Regions from separate parts of the Mus musculus genome. Here all the other regions are linked to region 1. Evidence: chromatin loops called from intact Hi-C (ENCODE). Cell type or tissue: heart. All regions are shown on one strand.

The links. A loop is a pair of places that touch in the nucleus more often than their neighbours do. Peaks named below come from ENCODE experiments on the same cell type or tissue, not always from the same donor. Only the 100,000 strongest peaks of a DNase experiment are listed, where the experiment ranks them.
Region 2: it touches region 1 in a loop (2.0-fold over the local background); 5 of 42 quality-filtered maps call a loop at or near these places.
Region 3: it touches region 1 in a loop (6-fold over the local background); 2 of 42 quality-filtered maps call a loop at or near these places.

What each region holds. Positions count from the first base shown.
Region 1 is chr5:118,329,224-118,334,223 of GRCm38, forward strand. No RefSeq gene overlaps it. Among named protein-coding and RNA genes, the nearest start is that of Gm46942, 28 kb to the right of the region's middle. In heart, CTCF peaks have their summits at 2,486 (motif pointing right) and 2,708; DNase peaks (open chromatin) are centred at 2,668 and 2,868; H3K4me3 peaks cover 1,276 bases; H3K27ac peaks cover 1,345 bases; H3K27me3 peaks cover 1,601 bases.
Region 2 is chr5:118,377,469-118,382,468 of GRCm38, forward strand. Gm30604 (a long non-coding RNA gene) reads right to left here and starts at 3,450. Exons shown (of 6, transcript XR_878721.1): 1 at 3,161-3,450; 2 at 2,429-2,515; 3 at 129-297. In heart, a CTCF peak has its summit at 2,980 (motif pointing right); DNase peaks (open chromatin) are centred at 2,293, 3,293, 3,453, 4,083 and 1 weaker place; H3K4me3 peaks cover 1,600 bases; H3K27ac peaks cover 1,406 bases; H3K27me3 peaks cover 977 bases.
Region 3 is chr5:118,706,171-118,711,170 of GRCm38, forward strand. The region is part of intron 4 of Med13l (mediator complex subunit 13-like); the gene reads left to right. Among named protein-coding and RNA genes, the nearest start is that of Gm42015, 130 kb to the right of the region's middle. In heart, a CTCF peak has its summit at 2,257 (motif pointing left); DNase peaks (open chromatin) are centred at 2,241 and 3,901; H3K27ac peaks cover 982 bases.

The DNA.
Region 1 (5,000 bases):
AGTGATTTCTAGATTCAAGCACTGGCGGCTCCTGCTTGGGCCACCTGGAAGGATTCTAAGGCTCTAAAGCAGCTCAGAGAGACAGTGCGGTGATTGATTAGTAATGTCTGCTGTGGCCCCATAGCAGAGAAAGGGGCAGCCCTGGTTCCTTGTATTTTTCTGACCCTGGCTAGGCAAGGGAAACATCTGCCTCTGCTCTGACATTCTGCAATTCTAAGGTGGGGCTTCTGCAAAGTCGGTCTTCAAAGTTCCGCAGTCAGCATTATTTACAGAATATTTAAACAGAGCAGGATCCTGCAGGCTTGTGTGGTTGGGGTGGGGTGGGCGAGCTGAGAGCCAGGAAGACAGAGACTCTTCTGTACAGGGTAAGATGGAGAGATGCTGAGAGCGAATAGTTGTGCCTCTAACCTGCACCCTCCCCAAAAATTCTCTCATCTTGGATGGGGCTAGAATTTTTATCTTTAGAATAACTCCATCCGATTAAAACACTGTATTCAGCTGCACAAATATTACCACAAAGAGGCTAGCATGCGACCCAGCCCTGGTTTGGTAATCTGTTATCCTGTCTATCAGAGAACAAGACCCAAGTGGCACGGAATGAGGTGAAAGACGGATTATTTTTAAGAGCAGATAAAGGGGGAGGGGGAGATAGAAGAGAGGACACTAGCCAGAATACCTGTGTGGCATAATTCTAAAAGGGTGACATTCTCAACGGTTATCCTACTCCAGGACCTTGGGAGTTGAAACCTGAAGATCCCATGATCCAAGAAAGCATGTGATCTAGGACCAACAGATGTACTGGGTCACCCTAAATTGCCCTGTGGCCCTCGTTAAGCTCTACCCCTCGAGCTGCTGTCTGGATTCTTTTTCTGGGTAGGCTCCTCCTTTGATTACCAGTCCTCTGTGGCTCCCCAGGACTCCCAGGACCAAGACAAACTCCTCCCCACAGTTTCTGAGTTGGGCCTAGAGCAGTGTCCTGATACCATTTGGCCCTCTTCTCTCCTGTAATGACCCCTTCCTCAATAACTTGACCTCCTCTTTGCACTCTCTTATGTCCCCCGCATTAGCTCGGGGACCTATGTCATGGATGCGCTCGGAACTTTCACTGGGAGCAAAGAGTTTAACTGCTTCAGCCTTTGCGTTGTCAGATGTCCCTGGTACTGATGCTGGTGTGGGCTATGATTCCTAGTTTGTGTCAAGAGGAATCCAGCTTGTCTCAGGTAGTCCTCAGTTCCTCTGGAGCATGACAGCAAAGCAATCAGGAACATGGAGATACCCTAAATGAAGAAAAATATTTCCTCCCTTCCTCTCTCCTGCCCTTCCATCTTCCTTTCTTTTATTCTTTAAAAAAAAAAATCCCTAAACAGTTTCATATAAATCACTGGATAGATTCCTGTTACGTTTCTAAGAAGCAGGTCGAATGGACAGACGCTGTGCCCATCGGACAGATAGATAAACCGAGGTGCCAGTCAGAGCTCCTCCACAAGGAGTAAAACAAAGTATCTGGGTGAGGCAGAGAAGGCCCAGTTGGTGACTGAATTCTCACTAACCCACTCCTGGATGTGAACTTGCTCCTTCACTGGCCCCTCCTCAAACCATTTGCTAATTGCTCTTTCCCCTTCAGGAAGAATGACAAGCACAGATTGTCTCTAAGCCCCGCGGTTCAACCTCTTGAGATCTAGTGACTATTACTGCCTCTTTACACACCGTGGGAAACTGAGGCTTGGGGGGGGGGGAAGACAATTTGCCCGAGGTTTGGGGAGCGGGAGGGGCGGGGGGGGGGGGGAGCTGATGTCAGGCTGCAGGCCCAGAACTCTTGTGGCTTCTATTCTTTGTATCTTCCTTCTTTGAGACCAGACTGACATCAAGCTATGTAAAGTTGAACTTCTGATCCTCCTGCCTCTACCTCCCAGTGCTAGGAAGATAGGTATGTTTCCGCTATGCCCTGTTTATATGACATTCGGGAATCGAACCCAGGACTTCATGCATGTTGGGTAAGTGCTCTATCAGCTGACGTACATCTCCAGACACTTGGGGCTCCTGTTCATTCTGTGGCGATAAATATATCACTTCCACGAGGTCTAGACTGGGCAAGTGGACATGCAGAAAGAGCGTGTACTGCCCGCCAGGCCCACGCGCGACCTTCCATCCCACCTGCCTTAGGGGCTACTGTGGAATCCGAAAGAAATGGAGGCCGCGGAGTCACGTGGTTAGCTGATGCTGGTGTGGCTGCCTGCGGGGAAACCAAGCCCGGGCTTTGCCTGGTGATACCATCTGGTTTGTCTTTTCTGCACGTGGGAGCCCTGCTGTCCCTGAGGATGAATAATGGGGACAGGGAGTCTCAGGTCACCTAGCCACAGAGCACTTCTCCAGCGACTTGGCTCATGATCTTAACCACAAATCCGGGGGCCAGGATGAGGGGGACTATCGTCCCATCCATCTGAGAGGTGGGGAGAGGGACCCAGGGCCCCGGAATCCCACTGGAGACGCTACTGTCATCACAGGATGGGCAGCAGGTGGCGCCACGGCCCTGGTTTAACAAGGACAGTGGGCTGGAGGAAAAGGGGAGGGGGGGGGAATCCAGTATGAGAAGCTAGTGGAAAACAAGGACTTAAATGAACAATTTGTTCCAAAACATTTGCCTTGTAACGGGGTCATCTATAAACTCTGGGGTTTCCTGTTTGCAGTGGAGCAGGCTGGCCGGCGGGTGGTCTCCGTATTCCCTGCAGCCAGGGAGACTCTTTTGAAGGCTGGCTCAAGAGCTCAGGTCCTCTTCTCCACCCTCTGGGCCAGACTGGCTCTGAAATTTCCCAGCTTTTGTGCCCTTAAGTGAGATCCGGTGGCGGAAGCCGCCGGCGGCAGCAGCAGCAGCAGCGGCGGCGGTGGCGGCAGCGATCCGTCCTGCGATCCACTTTCCAGAACGTTAGGTTCCAAACACTGGGAGGAGGGCGGGCTGAACTCCGAAGTCATTTCCAGAGGAGAGGCGGACTCTGATCTCTGCCTACCCTCTGCCGTCGGCCTTGTGCCAAGGCAATAAAACGAGGGAAAACAATAAAATAAAAGAGGTGAAGGTGGCCGTCTGAGGGAGCTGCTGCGGTCACTGTGGCTGCGGAGGGAGATGCTTGGTCTCAAGCCCAGGCCTGGTTATTTGGGGCACAGAGGTGACATGACTTTCCGCTATTGGAATCACTTCATCATAGGCTCCGGGGCAGCCAGACAGGGTGGGGGCTAGGGGTGGGGGCTGTAAATCAAGTTGTCGTTGAGCCATGTGACCTGCGATGGGCATTTAATGTCTGTGAATGTCAGTTTCCTGTGTAGATAACTGGTGAACGGTAAACCCTGCCACGCCAGGAGTGATGCTCACAGATTACTTATAGCAGGGTCTTGGGTACCTCCGGAGGAGGTAAGCAAGTCTATCTTCTGTTGTTGAGAGCCAACAGGTTGTCCACATAGGCCACCACAGGGCTGGAAGCATTGAAGGGAAGGTAACTTACACAAAAACACCTTTGCTCATCTAATACAGGCATATATGACAGTGTCCTGCAAGATGACAGAGTAGAAAGTCCCTGTTACCTAGAGACAGTGGCTTAGTGTCTGTTGTACACACTGGTGAAGAAGCCCAGAGCTTCTGCTAGACAGCGAAGTGCTTAGTGCCCATTTGACCTTGACAAAGTGCCAATTTATGCATTCATGCATTTAAATTATTATTTTGAAGGGTTTTGTTGTTTTTCGTTTTTGTTTTTTGTTTCCTTTTGAGAAAACTATGTAGCCCTGTCTGGTCTGGCACTCAGAGATCCTCCTGCCTCCGCCTCTAAACTGCAGTGCTGAGATTAAAGGTGTGCGACACCACGGTTAGTTTTTGTTTGTCTGTTTGCTTGCCTGCTTGGTTCCTCTTTGGGAACAGATGTATACCACCCATCCCGGTGCCAACAACAAATCCCGGGCTCCTTCCATGCTAGGCACCTGAGCTGCAGTGCTCTGCCTCTATAAGCAAACATGGACTGTAGGGTTACCATGCCTTATGCCAGCAGTGGCTGGATATACATGCAGGGTAGCTTGGCTGGGCCTAGTGGCAGACACTTGTAATCCTAGCACATGGGAAGCTGAGGAAGAGGATGGTGAGTTCAAGGCCAGCTTGGTCTACATAATAAGATACTAGCTTAAAAAAAAGTCATGGCAGTGTGTGTGTGTGTGTGTGTGTGTGTGTGTGTGTGTGTGTGATATCTCAGAGATTAAGAGCACTCTCTAGTCTTCCAGAGGACCCGAATTCAGATCCCACACCCACATGACACCTTACAACAATATACGGCTTCAATTTTAGGGAACTGTCACCCTCTTCTGCCCTCTGTGGGCACTGCACACATGTGCACACACCATACATGCAGGCAAACACGAAAATAAGTCTAAAGTAAAGGCCAGCTTGGTGACTCAGAGCACCAAGATTTGTGGAAACACACCTTTACCTCATGTGGATATGTGTCTGTTGCCCACCAGCCTTACAAATATAGAGAATCATGTTTTCTCACCAGGAGAGCCAAGCCAGAAGTTTAGTTGGCACCACATAAAGAAGGAAGCAGCTATAAATTGGGCTCCTAGCTGGGATAGAGGTTGTAGGGACTGTAGGGGCCACAACTCAGCTGCATGACCTCAGTTTCCAGGCCTCAGTTTCCTCATTTGCCCAAGAGCAGTATGTGGTGGACACAAGGAACTACTGATTCAAAGGTCTGTGTCTTAGGGAGTGTTTTACTGTTGTGAACAGACACCATGACCAAGGCAAGTCTTATAAGGACAACATTTAATTGGGGCTGGCTTACAGGTTCAGAGGTTCAGTCCATTATCATCAAGGCAGGGGCATGGTAGCATCCACGCAGGCATGGTGCAGGAGGAGCTAAGAGTTCTACATCTTTGTCTGAAGGTTGCTAGGAGAAGACTGGCTTCTAGGCAGGAAGGATGAGGATCTTAAAGCCCATGCCCTCTATGACACACCTACTCCAACAAGG
Region 2 (5,000 bases), 48 kb after region 1:
AGGCCATGTCTTCCCGGAAAGAACATTCTAGCAGCCATTGGTCTGCTCAGGAACACTGAAACCCGAAAGCCCCCTCCTTCCCTGTCACAGCTGCTGCACAGAATACCCGGGGGAGGGGGTTTTCTTACCTAATATTTCCCAAACCACTCAAATGTTTCATTTCCCATTGTCTGGCAGCCCCTCTCAGAGCTCAACGGTTGATGTGCAGCAGCAGACGTAGGCTGTTCCCCCAGGGTCCCAAAGTGCTGTCTCTTGCTTCTCTTTCATGTGGGGAAGCTGGTACTGGCAGGATGCAGACTTGGCCAAGGAGTAAGGTTTATTAGTCAGTTAGTGATGCGTGACAGTGGAGGCTTAGACCGGGTTGGGGATGAGGCTCTATGCTTCCACCGTAGCTGCCGATGTAACTACTGTGATAGAGAGGAATTCCTCCTACGAGGCTTAAATACTTAGATACGCTCTGCAGCCTCGCTGTCTCGTCCCAACCCACCCTGGTCTCGAACTTGCAGTGTAGCTGCAGGTGATAAGAGGCGATCCTTGCTTCGGCTCTGAGATTACAGGCTCTCACTACCACACGTGGTTTATATGTACTGGGGATTGAATCCATGGCTTTGCATGTGGGAGACCAATACTCTACCAACCGAGTTACACCCCAAGTTAATCAATGTTCCACTTTTGTCTTAAAGATTTGCTTATTTGTCTGTCATTGGTTTGGAAGTGTGCCAGCCTGCAGGTTGTGGAGGTCAGGGGACACAGCACAGGAGTTAGTTCTCATCTTCTAATATGTGGGCCCATGGAGGAACTCATCTCATCAACATTGTCGGCAAGGACCTGCTGAGACATCTTCCCCATCCCGGTTCACTTTTAAAAAACAAACATCTAAACTTAAGGGGCTGGAGAGATGGCTCGCAGCTAAGAGCACTTGCTGCTTGCTCTTCCCGAGGACCACATTTTGATTCCCAGCCTCTACATGGTGGCTTACAACTCTTTGTAACTCCACTTCCGGGGGATATGACACCCCTCTTCTGGCCTTCTTGGGCACCAGGCACACATAAGGTGCACAAACATACATGCGGGCAAGACACCCACACACATAAAAGAAAACTAAGATTTTAAAATCTGAAGTTAGAACGTTTCCCCCTGACCTAGGTGCTTTGATGGAATTCCATGTTGTATTCCCATACATAGTGTTCATAAAATATAATTGGCATTGGTGGTGTCTGAATGGATGGGTAGACAAAAAACAAAACAAAACAAGAACCTGTTTTAAGGAAATCTGTGCTTTGGGGCATTTTGGAGATCCAGGTATAAGGATCTTGATAGGCCAGGCCTGTCTCAAATAAGATGTAAAAAGAGGGCTGGTATATGACTTGGGTAAGGTATTTATTTGCTCAGTATATGTAAGGTCCTGAGTTCAAATCCAGTATTGAGAAGAAGGCAAGACGAGGGAGGTGGTTACTACAGCTGGGCATACTGGGACAACTTGGCCCCATGATGGGACTTGGCTTGGCTCTGTGTCACATACTTACAACACAGGTGGAAGTTGTGGCAGGCAGGAGCTTGGGGTTATCCTGGGCTACCAACAAACATGAGATTCCAATAAGACACAGCTACCTGTGCACAGGAAGGTGCCCACGGCCTAGGTGGGGTAGGGATTATGAGCAAGAGGCATTGACAGAGACTGGGATTTATGCCCAGGGTGCTGATTGGAAGCTAAGCAGGAATTACCAGACAGACGTATACGTTCAGCCCGTTACCGGTTTTTATGCCCTGAGCACACAGAACATTTGTAGCACCGGGCAAGGGCGGGTGGGGGGAGCAGGAGCTATTTCTGTGAGGATGCCGTGGGGTGAAATGCCTGTAAACATCCCCTCTCCAGGGCTGCGCTCTGCTCGGCAGAGGTTGCCCCGGTAATGAGTTTAACTCTTATGCTATTCATTCAGCCATCCGTGAAAGCCACAAATATTTACCGAGCACTTAGGATATGCCAAGTGGAGGCTGGGGACGCTGGGGACACAGAAGTGCCTGCCATCAAACGTGTGCCTCCCTTTTTGGAGTTCTCATACCAGCGGAGTCAGTAAGCTAACACAATACAAGGTGTGGTGAAGACCAGTGGACCACATGCTCGAGGATTGGCCGGCCTCCTCCAATGCCCGTCGTCCACCTGATCCAGGTGCGCTACGGGAATAAATTAGAGTCAGAGCCGGTCTGGCGAGACCTCGAGACCTTGGAGAATGACCAGAACTGACAGCTTCACTTCCCAGTTTACACAACACATTTTTAGATCAGGGAGATCCCGGACTGTGCCAGCCAGACCAAGATGGCCCAGCCAGTTTAGCAGTTATTTCCTGCCTTTCTCTGAGTGGTGGTGGAGGGGTAGGGGATGGGGATGAGGTAGAAATCCCACGTCACAAGAAAGAGTTGCCCTCACCTGCTTATAGGGCACACTCCAAGATGGGAAAGTGGGCCCAGTGAGAAGTCTCAGCCGGTTAAAGGGGCTTGCTGCCAATCTGACAACCTGAATTCGAGAGAACCACACAGAGTTCTGTAATCTCCATATACATGCTGTGCCCCCCCCCCCACACACACACACATACACATGCACACTAAAAGGAAAAAAAAATCTTGGGCGGGGGAGGAGCCTGAAAAGAGATAGAAACATAAGGAAAGCAAAGGGTTGTCTTATCTTTTCAGTGTGTAAGAGGGCAAAATGTCACCAGGAAGAGAAACAGTCTCCATGCTACAGCGTCTCAGAAATCAGAGGCTGGGGACTTCTGATAAGGGCCATGGATCCCAGTCTGCACCACTGATGGCCCCTCACAGCTCCTCACGTTGTCCATGACATCAGTTTTGTCCCTGACATCAGTATTGCCCACGGCATAGAACTCCCAGGGTAGGAAAGGACTCAACAGCAGACAGAACTGGAAACCCCAGTCTGGCCTGATTCTTAGACCCGTAGAGCTTCTACTGGGCAGAGGTTTGTCCTCAGGGTGGCACCAGGGTGACTCCAGCAGTCGAGTGCTGGAGAAGGTGGCCTGAGAAGCTGAGCTTGCAGAAGTGGCTGGAAGAGGAACCGTGGCCCCGCCCACCCACTTAAAACAAGAACAAAAACAAAAACCAACCAACAAGGTGACATCCAGGACAGAAACCCCTTGTCCTCTACCTGCGTTAGCCTCTGTCACGCAATAAATAACACCTTCGAGGAGGGTGGCCCGAGCCAGGCAGTAAGTGATACCGCCGTCAGTCCAACCGTCCTGTTGGAAGAAACACACTGTAATCATGCCTGAGAAAGACATTTGGCAAATGAGTTCCCATTTTCACATTGGATTGTGCTGAGCGTATCAATTTCCCGCGGGCCGGCCAGCGTTGGGGATGTGTAATTGATTGCCCGCGTTATAATAAACAAGCCGTGACAGGCGATCATTCATCACGGGCCGCTGAACGTTCCAGCGACGCCGGGAGAGAGGGGGCGCGGGAGCCGAGGGAAAGGAGGGGAAAGCAGCGCCCCGGAGGGCGGGGAGAGGGAACGCCAGGGCCGTAATTCTTTTCATTATCTAATTTGTTCTTACTGGCCTGGGTCCTCCCCCATCCCATCCCCAAGGAGGCCTAGGGGTTGGGGGAGGGGGCGGAGGGGGGGGGCGCGGAGACGAGGGGCGGGGCGAGCTGTAATGTGGGAGGATTTGTTCTGGAAAGCGAGGAAGGGATGTGCGCAGGACTTAGCTCTTTCAAGACCCCGCCTCCAATGGATGCGTCGGAAATTTAAATTTAAAATAAGACAAAAGAAACAGCAGGGGTGTTGTAAAAGACAAACACACAGACGAGTCCTTTTATCTGAGAAAAGAAGAGAGTCAGAGTTGACATCGACTGGGGCTCTGGCAGCGGGTGATGGTCCCTCTCGGCCTCCCACCCACTCCCACGGACGCTGAAGAGTGAAGTTTCAAGGCGTGCAGCAGTGGGGAGGGCGTGAAGGGAGCTGGCTGGAGTCCTCAGGCCTCACCCTGCCAGTTTGCAACCCCTTCCCCACGCTCTTAGCATTCCCCTCAGCCCTCCTGGGTACCAAATGCAACCCTCCCAGGGCCAGGGAGTGGAGGGGTGGAGCCTGTGCTGACGGAGGCGTGGTTTACAGGGGCGTGGTCATGTTAGAAGGGGAAAGGCAAGAATAAAAGAAAGCGCAGGGCTTCAGAGTGGCTCACTATTCCTGCCTGGTTAGTATTGTCTTTAATTTTTATCTTTAATTGGCTGGCCATGGTGATGCCCATCTTTAATCTCAGCATCCGAGGCGGAGGCAGGCAGATCTGCATGGAAAGTTCCAGATCACCAAGGGCTACATCAGAAGTTCGTGACTCAAAAAAATTTTTTTCTTTTAATTAGATTTTAATTTGGTGGTGGTATGCACATAGACTAGAGGACAATCTGAGCAAGTCTCTCCTCCCACTTTGTTGGCCTTAATGGTCCCTCTCGGGCAATCTGACTTGGCTGGAAAGTAGCTTTGCGGCACGAGCCGTCTCAGCCTAGTATCTTCGAGGCGATGGAGAGGAGGAGGTTTGGAAGACTCTGCAAGAACCTGTATCTGAACAGCTCACCAGCCCCAACATGGCTGCTCTTCCTGCAAAACCCACCGTGTCTCTAAAGGAGGAACTGCTCACCTGGAGCCCTCAAGAGTTCATGGAGGGGCTGGAGAGATGGCTCAGCAGTTAAGAGCACTGACTGCTCTTCCAAAGGTCCTGAGTTCAAATCCCAGCAACCACATGATGGCTCACAACCATCCGTAATGAGATCTGACCCCCTTCTACTGTGGTGTCTGAAGACAGCTACAGTGTACCTACATATAATAAATAAATAAATAAATAAATAAATAAATAAATAAATAAATCTTTTAAAAAAAAGAGTTCATGGAGGCATCGGAGAAGGCGTGTGTGCATCTCTCTTCCCAGAGCAGCACTGCCTATGTAGTGGATCCTAGAGGCCTGGTGTTGCGGGGGAGAAATGAAGGCACAAAGAAA
Region 3 (5,000 bases), 380 kb after region 1:
TAAATAGACTTTAGAGTTGTTCAAGTAAAAGGACACAGCCTTATGGCAGAGTGCCAAACACATGCCACTTTGAATCAAATCTCTGCCTTTCTGCGCTCCTCCTCTCCCTGTCTGCATGTCAGCTCATCCTGTCAGGGTGGGATGGGAGAGACGGGTCTACAAACACGAGCATCAAGCCAGGACAATAGTTTTGTTCCTGGATAAGTATTTTACTCAAGGCCAGGATGAATGCTTGCACACATGTATACCTCATGAGAAGACAGGGGAAGGGTGTGCTGTTGGCCCACGTTGAGTTAGCTTGTTTTAATTAAGGAGACAAAGACATAGACATTGTATGCTAACATGGCTTAGTGCATACTCTGGTTTTGTGTGAGACTACTCTGTAATGCATTTCTTCTTCTATTAGCAAATGTGATTAATGTGGCACACAGTGTTAACTGTGCTCTCTCCCCAAAGACATCAGATGGGAGGCAGCATGTAGAAGCTGAATCATTTGGAGAGGCTCGGTGATTGATTTAAACATAAAAGGATTAATTGGTCCCTGAACCAGACTATTAAACCGTACTGTGATCTTGACTGAAAGTGGGAGAATTACAAATGCATTGCATAGAATAAATTAATACATGTCATGGCTTTAACCCTTTCCCTCTGATTGCTTTTTGTGGTTTTATGGACTATACTCTGTTGTGTGCTTGGTGGTGCAGAGGGGACTAGGTGTGGTCCTGATGGAATAGGATATGGGGCGGAGCGAGCATCAGGGTCCAAGGAATCTGGGGCAATGCTCACAGACTGGATTTTCTAGCAACTTCCACCTGTGAAGAGTCTGAGCATCGATGCCAATTGTTACTGAACAGGGATCTAAAGTTCTCAGTCTGTGGGACATTGATAAAGAGGAACTGGGTTAATGGAGCCCTTCTCCCCTGGGCAGCTGCATGGAAGGCTGAGCTCCTGAGGATACATGCTGTAAGAATACCAGAGCCAGAGAAAACTCTTTTTCTCTTGAGCCAGGCGTGTGCTGCTCTCTGAGGAACGGTACTCATTTGTCCTTTGCAGGGAGAGGAAGTGTGTCCACTCACATTGTTTATGTTGAGGTTCTTGTGTGGCCCGCTGTTACAGAGTAGTCTGGGTGGCAGAACAAGTAAGTAGTTGGTTCAGGGGCATTTGTGACCCATGCCGTGTGTGAGTTTTCCAATAACATGACTCCCACATTTCAGAGTGGAGTCTTTTTTTTTTTTTCCCCGAGACTTGCATGCACACATAGGTGTGGGGGATCACTTGCTTGAGGTTTTTTAAGACATTGTGCTGTAGAAATCTCAGTGGTTATCTTTGTCCATTTCTGACTATGGCAGCATCACATCATGTGCAGCTTTAAATGGCATGCCACGTGGCTACTTGTTGAGGTCACCCATTGATCCCCTTTGCTGTGCTTTCAGCTGTTACTGAGTCGGGATAGAGTGGCCTTCTCTCCTGCTCTGAGCAGTTCCTTCCTGATGGCTTGCTCACTGGAGTGATGGAATTTGGGTACTGCCAGTTGCTTGGTAGAAAGCCAGAGAGCCTTTGTGACATCTAGTCTTTAGAAAAGAGCCAACTCGCACCACAGACTTAGTGTTCTCAGCACGGTGAAGGGAGATGACAATCAGGAGGGCATGTCTGAACTCAGTGTAAAGGGGATGGAGGATTCTTTCATTTACTGCTTCATTACTGTTAGCAGAGTTGGTCCGTGCCATTGCTAAGTAGAATAATGATGTTTATTCAGGTGAGTTGACTTCAACATTGTCTATGATTATAAACTTTAATTGCTCTCAATGTTTTTGAATTATTAATCTTAGTAAATTTTACTTAATAGAAAATCTTTAAAGACAGATATCTGAATGGATGAGTCTGACTTGCCTTAAAGTTTAGTAAATTTCAGATGGAGTTGTGCACACAGGGATGGAGAAGTCACCTTCTACAATGACAAGGAAAACGAAAGGGAATCTCACTAGCTTCTTTCTTCTCTCTGCCCATGGCTGGGTGCTGTTGGACCACAAGGAACACAGCTGAGTTCTTCCTCATGCTCTCCCTCCTGAGAAGAGCCCAAGGGAGGGGCTCTCCTTGCTCTACAGGGCTCATGTTTCTCACCTGGCTTCCGATGTGGCTCTGACTTACTGCTGGTGTCCTGCCCTGCCCTCATTCCTGAATTTCATATTTCTGTCTTACTGCCTCTTTCAGATGTGCCTCACCTGGGCTCTGCTCGCCAGTGCTGCCCCCTAGTGGTACTTCCTCTTCCTCGGACTGCTCTGCCTGTCCCTTGTGTCACTGTGCACAGTGCTGTTGAGAAGAGAGCCATGCAGAGGATGGCAGTCCTCAGTTGAAGTCGGCCCCATGCCTTTGTTTACGGTTCACAGGCTGAGTGTGTGCTCTGCTCAGCACACTCCGTAGCCTCTCCTGCCTGCTGCTTTATAAGATGAACACTCTTAAGCATTCTCTTCCCCACACATTCAACGTGGCTCTGGATTCTGGCCTCTGCCCAGTCCGCCTGCCTCCCTCTTTGCTCTCTTGCTGCTGCTCCCTTCGCTCTGAACTCTTGAGCATGTCATCTTGTTTGACTTTGACCGCATAACCCGCCCTCGGCCTCCACTGCACATGTGTGCTGATTTTCTGAATGACTTTACACGGACTCTTTCTTCCTCCTTGGCCTGCAGCTTCTGTGGTCCAGGACCCTGGGTTTTTGGCAGTGTAGGCCCCAGAGCAGTGCCCGTGCGCAGGCACTCAGGCTGCATACTGGTGCGATGAACTAGAGGTTGCCTAAGCTGCAGGAAATCTTTGGTTAGAACTTTAAAAAAACAAAACACTTTGCAGGATAGCACTCTCAAATTTAAATGTTCATAATTGTAAGGATTCTGTCCCCCTTTTGTAGCAACTAGATACTGAGTGTGAGAGTGTGTGTGAGTGTGTATGTGTAAATAAGCACTGCCATTTACTGGAACATAGATTCTTTGTAGGTGCAGTGCGCCCAAGGCATTGCCTGTTTCCTGCTTGTTCCTTTACTTCAGTGCCGATGTCTCCTTTGTCCTGAATAACTGTCTTTCAGGCAGTCCCAACATTCTCATTCATTCTTTCTCTCTGTCTACCTGCCTGTCTGTCTGTTGAATTTTCCCACTCTTTGAAAAGCTTCATGAGGTTTTCATCAGTCACCATTTGGGTGTTGACCATGTTGTAGTGCATAGCCCCCTTTGGCCTTCCGACCTCTGACACTCACGCTGCTCGAGGAATTAGCCATGACATCTACGTTCCGATGGTGCTGTCCACCGAAGGCAGAGGAAGCCATGTGCCTGGCACGGCCGTCTGGCACTGGAAGAGTGTGGAGATAAATGCTTGCTGATGGTAGCACCTTATTAAATGAGGGTCTGCTCCTGTTTTATTTTCCTCTTGCTGGGGAAACTGTGGCCTTCTTTGAGTACTGGTAAGTGAGAGGCCGCAGCAGTGTTGAGTTGGAGGCCCTGCTGTCTGGCAGACACTTGTGGATCTTGGAATGCCTTTAAAGGACTTGCCACACCACATTGAGTGTCAGCTACTCACTCAGAGATCTCAGAAGGTAGAAAGTGCATCCTGGCGTGGTTACTTCCTTTCTCTGCTTTGGAAGTAGTGTATTTAAAGACATAACTAGGACCATTACTTTGAATAGGGACAGAAAGGAATCTCATGATATTGTATTGATTTGTGTATATATTAGTTTCCACTAAGTAAATAATTTAATAGAATAGTCATCAAATGGGAGGGGCACTCTGGCTTCTTTCCCTGCCGTGTTCATGCTTCCTGTTTGTCTCAGAGTGGCTGATCCATGCCCTGAGGAAAGGGGGCGAGGTCATGAGAGCAGAAGGGGCCTGGAGGATGGCAGTGTGGAGAGGTCCCTGTGTGTGTGGGGGGGAAGCTTCCGTGTTGGGTTCCTGTCAGGGTTTCTTTTGTGTGGTCTTGGCTGCGGGGTGGCTTCCTGCTTGCTGCCGTTCACCTGAGCGATGGCAGCATATTGCAGCTCCCATCTGCTTTGGCTTTCTTGGCAGGTCACTTCTGCTGCTTGCTGGGTGCGTAGAGCTAGGCAGATGTCGGAGGCCTGGGCTACATTTCTTTTAAACTGGCAAGAACTCTACTGTGCCTACCACTTAACCTATGAGTGTCAGATCCTGTTATAATGGTTGTGTGTTCTTGAAAACATAAGCAAGCATCTTATGGTTTAAAACATAGGATAAAATAGACCCCCAGCTTCACAATTTAGCAGTGGGTGAGGTGCAGACAGGCAGCTAGACCTGCAGAGTGAGGAACAGTGATGGGAAGTCTTATTAGGTTCTTCGTGATACCGTCTCTTTTCTACATTTTTCTTCTTTTCAGAGTAACCCAAAAATCTTCTGAGAGCCCCCACTTTGTACTTCTTGGGGTAAGGACTAAGCTTGTGCATTTACTTGTTTACTCTTTGAAGCTCTGACTGACCTGGAACTTCCTCTGTAGTCCAGACTGGCCTCAAGTCAGAAAGCTCCACCTTCCTCTCCCTCTGGGTACTGGATTAGAGGCGTGCTTTGGTGACTGCAGGTGATCCACGACAGCTGCCATTTCAACCCGGGTTCTCCCATTGGGGTTAAAGGAGCTGCTAGAGACTGTGGCAACCATCTGGCCGAGTTGTGACCTCAGGGGAAATTTGAATACAGGACTTTGAGAAGCCTTTTCGGATTTGGTGTGCTGATATCTGTTGCAGAACACACAGCATGGAAGAGAGCAGACCTTGTAGCCATTTTGCTGCTTTAAAAACAGTCTTGTATAGCTTTGTCCATCAGGGTTAACCACAAATGCTCACAGCCTTTGGATCAAAGACAACTGAGTTATAAAGCTTCTGTTAAGTGAGGTCCCAGGAGGAACACGAGTCCTTTAAGTCACTAGGACACAGCTCTCGCTTTGACACAGATGTACTATAGTGCCAGTCCAGGAGCCCTGCAGACTCAGAGAACTAATGTGCACCACAGGGACAC